Regions from separate parts of the Homo sapiens genome. Here region 2 is linked to region 1. The links are chromatin contacts, found by Hi-C in ENCODE. All regions are on one chromosome and are shown on one strand. Each heading gives the region's core, a stretch centred on a gene start or an enhancer-like site at or near the end of the contact. The rest is flanking DNA. Distances are from core to core; before and after follow the strand shown.

What was found. A loop is a pair of places that touch in the nucleus more often than their neighbours do. Pooled maps may share reads with other maps.
Region 2: a loop to region 1 is called in a map of CD8-positive, alpha-beta T cell, with 2.3 times the contacts of the local background. The contact joins the promoter of ZNF599 here to the promoter of LINC03049 in region 1. A Hi-C loop is called at or near these places in 1 of 168 maps with a recorded cell type or tissue (CD8-positive, alpha-beta T cell) and 4 of 50 pooled maps.

The regions. Positions count from the first base shown.
Region 1 is chr19:34,859,372-34,862,071 of GRCh38, forward strand. It overlaps LINC03049 (long intergenic non-protein coding RNA 3049), which reads right to left and starts at 1,283. Exons shown (of 4, transcript NR_182286.1): 1 at 1,078-1,283; 2 at 803-931. RefSeq lists an enhancer at 1,084-1,649.
Region 2 is chr19:34,771,878-34,774,577 of GRCh38, forward strand. It overlaps ZNF599 (zinc finger protein 599), which reads right to left and starts at 1,338. Exons shown (of 4, transcript NM_001007248.3): 1 at 947-1,338. The coding sequence starts at 964. LOC124904696 (a long non-coding RNA gene) reads left to right here and starts at 1,470. Exons shown (of 2, transcript XR_007067234.1): 1 at 1,470-1,817; 2 at 2,390-2,700. RefSeq lists a silencer at 989-1,048 and an enhancer at 1,159-1,268.

The sequences.
Region 1 (2,700 bases), core at 33-2,532:
CCACCGTGAAAACATGTCAAATTGTAAGACCATTGATGCTAGGAAGAAACTGCATCAACTAACGAGCAAAATAACCAGCTAACATCATAATGACAGGATAAAATTCACACATAACAATATTAACCTTAAATGTAAATGGCTACAGACACAGATTGGCAAATTGGATAAAGAGTCAAGACCCATCAGTGTGCTGTATTCAGGAGACCCATCTCAGGTGCAGAGACACACATAGGCTCAAAACAAAGGGATGGAGGAAGATCTACCAAGCAAATGGAAAACAAAAAAAAAGCAGGGGCTGCAATTCTAGTCTCTGATAAAACAGACTTTAAACCAACAAAGATCAAAAGAGACAAAGAAGGCCATTACATAATGGTAAAGGGATCAATTCAACAAGAAGAGCTAACTATCCTAAATATATATATGCACCCAATACAGGAGCACCCAGATTCACAAAGCAAGTCCTTAGAGACCTACAAAGAGACTTAGACTCCCACACAATAATAATGGGAGACTTTAACACCCCACTGTCAACATTAGACAGATCAATGAGACGGAAAGTTAAAAGGATGTCCAGGAATTGAATTCAGCTCTGCACCATGCGGACCTAATAGACATCTACAGAACTCTCCACCCCAAATCAATGATATACATTCTTCTCAGCACCACACCACACCTATTCCAAAACTGACCACACAGTTGGAAGTGAAGCACTCCTCAGCAAATGTAAAAGAACAGAAATTATAACAAACTGTCTCTCAGAACACAGTGCAATCAAACTAGAACTCAGGATTAAGATACTCACTCAAGGAGGAGCCAAGATGCCCGAATAGGAACAGCTCCTGTCTACAGCTCCAGTCTACAGCTCCCAGCGTGAGCGACGCAGAAGACGGGTGATTTCTGCATTTCCAGCTGAGGTACCGGGTTCATCTCACTAGGGAGTGCCAGACAGTGGGCGCAGGTCAGTGGGAGCGAGCACCATGCGCGAGCCGAAGCAGGGCGAGGCATTGCCTCACTTGGGAAGCGCAAGGGGTCAGGGAGTTCCCTTTCTGAGTCAAAGAAAGGGGTGACGGACGGCACCTGGAAAATCGGGTCACTCCTACCCAAATACTGCGCCTTTCCGACGGGCTTAAAAAACGGCGCACCACGAGAATATATCCCGCACCTGGCTCGGAGGGTCCTACGCCCACGGAGTCTCGCTGATTGCTAGCACAGCAGTCTGAGATCAAACTGCAAGGCGGCAGCGAGGCTGGGGGAGGGGCGCCCGCCATTGCCCAGGCTTGATTAGGTAAACAAAGCAGCCAGGAAGCTCGAACTGGGTGGAGCCCACCACAGCTCAAGGAGGCCTGCCTGCCTCAGTAGGCTCCACCTCTGGGGGCAGGGCACAGACAAACAAAAAGACAGCAGTAACCTCTGCAGACTTAAATGTCCCTGTCTGACAGCTTTGAAGAGAGCAGTGGTTCTCCCAGCATGCAGCTGGAGATCTGAGAACGGGCAGACTGCCTCCTCAAGTGGGTCCCTGACCCCTGACCCCCGAGCAGCCTAACTCGGAGGCACCCCCTAGCAGGGGCACACTGACATCTCACACGGCAGGGTATTCCAACAGACCTGCAGCTGAGGGTCCTCTCTGTTAGAAGGAAAACTAACAAACAGAAAGGACATCCACACCAAAAACCCATCTGTACATCACCATCATCAAAGACCAAAAGTAGATAAAACCACAAAGATGGGGAAAAAACAGAACAGAAAAACTGGAAACTCTAAAAAGCAGAGCGCCTCTCCTCCTCCAAAGGAACGCAATTCCTCACCAGCAACGGAACAAAGCTGGATGGAGAATGACTTTGACGAGCTGAGAGAAGAAGGTGTCAGACGATCAAATTACCCTGAGCTAGGGGAAGACATTCAAACCAAAGGCAAAGAAGTTGAAAACTTTGAAAAAAATTTAGAAGAATGTATAACTAGAATAACTAATACAGAGAAGTGCTTAAAGGAGCTGATGGAGCTGAAAACCAAGGCTCAAGAACTACGTGAAGAATGCAGAAGCCTCAGGAGCCGATGCGATCAACTGGAAGAAAGGGTATCAGCAATGGAAGATGAAATGAATGAAATGAAGCGAGAAGGGAAGTTTAGAGAAAAAAGAATAAAAAGAAATGAGCAAAGCCTCCAAGAAATATGGGACTATGTGAAAAGACCAAATCTACGTCTGATTGGTGTACCTGAAAGTGATGGGGAGAATGGAACCAAGTTGGAAAACACTCTGCAGGATATTATCCAGGAGAACTTCCCCAATCTAGCAAGGCAGGCCAACGTTCAGATTCAGGAAATACAGAGAACGCCACAAAGATACTCCTCAAGAAGAGCAACTCCAAGACACATAATTGTCAGATTCACCAAAGTTGAAATGAAGGAAAAAATGTTAAGGGCAGCCAGAGAGAAAGGTCGGGTTACCCTCAAAGGGAAGCCCATCAGACTAACAGCGGATCTCTCAGCAGAAACCCTACAAGCCAGAAGAGAGTGGGGGCCAATATTCAACATTCTTAAAAGAATTTTCAACGCAGAATTTCATATCCAGCCAAACTAGGCTTCATAAGTGAAGGAGAAATAAAATACTTTACAGACACGCAAATGCTGAGAGATTTTGTCACCACCAGGCCTGCCTTACAAGAGCTCCTGAAGGAAGCACTAAACATGGAAAGGAACAAC
Region 2 (2,700 bases), core at 88-2,587, 87 kb before region 1:
GATAAAGTCAGAAGACTCTAGAAAACAACACAAGAGTGAGAAGACCACAAAGACTGGGAGAGACTTTACATGATGCAACCAGGGAAGCTCTCTCTGAAGAGACCCTGGAACAAGGTTAGATTGAAGTTAGAGAACAGACCAGGTGAGGAAAAATGAATAGACAACTCCTGAAGGTGATCAGAGCTACGAGGAGTAAACAGTGTGACATGCTGGAGAGTAACTTGGGGCCTTATGTGCTCACACTCCAAGAGACATACATTCATGTACACTGTCATTAATGAATATTGTGCTGGATTTGCTTTTCAAATACAAGAGCATGTGTTAAACAGAAGCACGGATTCACTGCTGTTAGGCGGCAAGCCAGATTCATTTGTAATAAACAGACGGCATCTGCAAAGATAAATCCAATGAGCTTCTTGTCTTCTAGCCTCCTGCCAAAAATGCTGCTCCCGCCTCACCTCTTGCCCTCGAGGCTCTCATTCCCTCTCCCAGCTTTTGGTAGGGCCAGACTTCCGCTGGAATGATCCCCTAAAACAACAGCAGGACCTAGAGAGTCCTTCTTCAAAGACGGCACCTAGAGTGATGCTCTCCGAGCAGTGAAAGACAGGACCCACGTCACAAGCGTACCCTCTCCAGCTCCCTCCACAGAGAAAATTACTGAGACTCGCATTTTAGACCCGAGGGAATGGAGGCCGAGGGCAGCGAGGCGACAGCTCCAGGTTAGAGCCAGAGACAGGGACCTCTCCTTACAACTCCTGTCCTGGATTCAGGACCCTGGGTAGGAAGTGATTAGCCCTGCCCTCTCACCTCACCCTCTCCCGGGATCTCCATAACCTAGGGCATCAAAAGGGAGAAGCACAGAGTCCCGGCATCCGCCGTATTACAGCGGATGGGTGCATGCGGGCGGTGACCCGAGCTCGCGCGGGCTGCGGAACCCTCCACTCACCAACGCCGGCGCCGCCATGGGCCCAGGGGGCTGGGTGAGGCCGTGAGAGTCGGCGAGGAAGCCGGTCCTGCGGGCTCGGCCGACCCCGGGCTCCGGCTCTGGGCTGCGAGGGACCTCAGTCCCCGCCGTCGTGTAAAATGCACACAAGGTTCGCGGCGCCGCCTCTGCGCGCCGTGAGGACACAGGGCTGTCGCCAAGGCCCCAGGAAGGGTTTTGCAGACGCTTGTGGGGGTGGGATCGCGGCTGACATAAAAGCGTGTAAGTGGGTCCTATCCTCCTCACTGTCCGTCTCTACTCGGTCTCGAAAAGTGGCCCCTGTCTGGCGTTCTACCCAGTGTAGCGTTGGCAACCACAGCAGCCGCAACCTAACGGCGGACGAAGACTGGACGCCGGAAGTCCCGCCCACGCCGCTACGGGAACGCCCCTCTGCGCCTTCCGTCTATGGCTTGGGGTCGGCTTCCGTCCCTTGTAGCACTGCCTTCTGGGTAATGTAGTTTGACGGAATCCGGGTGGTACCTGGAGCGCACTTTCTGTTCTCGGTGAGGCGGCTTCTCAAGGCTCCCAAGAAAGGGATTGGCTTCACCTCTTCTTAAAGGAGAGGCACACAGAGTTCCGTGGAAATTATCTGAGGCAATGACCCACTCTCAAATGTCTCTACCAGGCAACTCACGCCTTGACTTTCCTCCCTGTGTATCCCTGCGCCAGCAGTTCATCTCTCTGAGCCTTGAGATGGAGATTCCTAAGGAAAATGAAGATAATTATTTAATATGATAATATTAAAATTTCCCCTATCAGTAATTTTCAGATGACATCAGCATTACCTGCGAATTTGTTACCAATGCAAGTTCTTAGTCCCCACCCACTGAATCAGGTACTCTGGGGGGTGGGACCCAGCCCTCTGCTTAACTTGTCCAGGAAAAGTGGATGCTGCAAAACATTTGAGAACCAGACTCTTTAAATTCCAGTAAATAAATGAGACAAAGCCACCTGTTTGGTGGGAAGTAACTAAGAATTGCTTAGCACTGGGCCTGGAACATACCGATAAGAACATAAGAGCTATTGCTGTCATTATTAATATTCTGTATTATTGGCAACATCATCACAATACACTGCTAGGGGAGGGTCTGAGATACTTCTTTGCAGACTCTGATATTTGTCAAAACAAATACGTTGACTGATTCAACAGGAGCCTCATGAATACTGTTTAAATTTTACATAATAATACGTTGCAGCATTTGGCGTATGCATCTTTTTAAAACGGTATATGCAGGAGGGTTTCCTAATATACAGGTAGACCTATTGCCCAAGGGATACTTTCTTACATGATTCAAAACTTAGGATCACTGAGACTAATTACCTGCAGCCCTAAGGGAAGAGTGGAGTTGACATGGTTTCTAGTTTGTGATGTAAGATGGCGTGTCACTGTTCATCTCTAATTCACAGCAACCAGGATCTGACCCCTCCCCATCTGCCCCTCCAGCCCCCAGGGAAGCCAGAACCAGGCACAAACCAGATGGCCCAGCTTATGCCCAGCAACTCAGGGTCACCAGATCTTGTCTCATCAAGACACTTTCAGCCCACCACCCAAACCTGTAGCCCACATGAAGAGGGCAATAATCCTGGACACTGTGAAAAGTAAAAGCATTACATCCAAAGAGGCATCCCCAGGATGGAGCAGAAATAAGAAAACATAATGAAGACACAATTTTGCAATCACTTCTGCCTATATTCCATGGCCTACAAACCACTCAAAT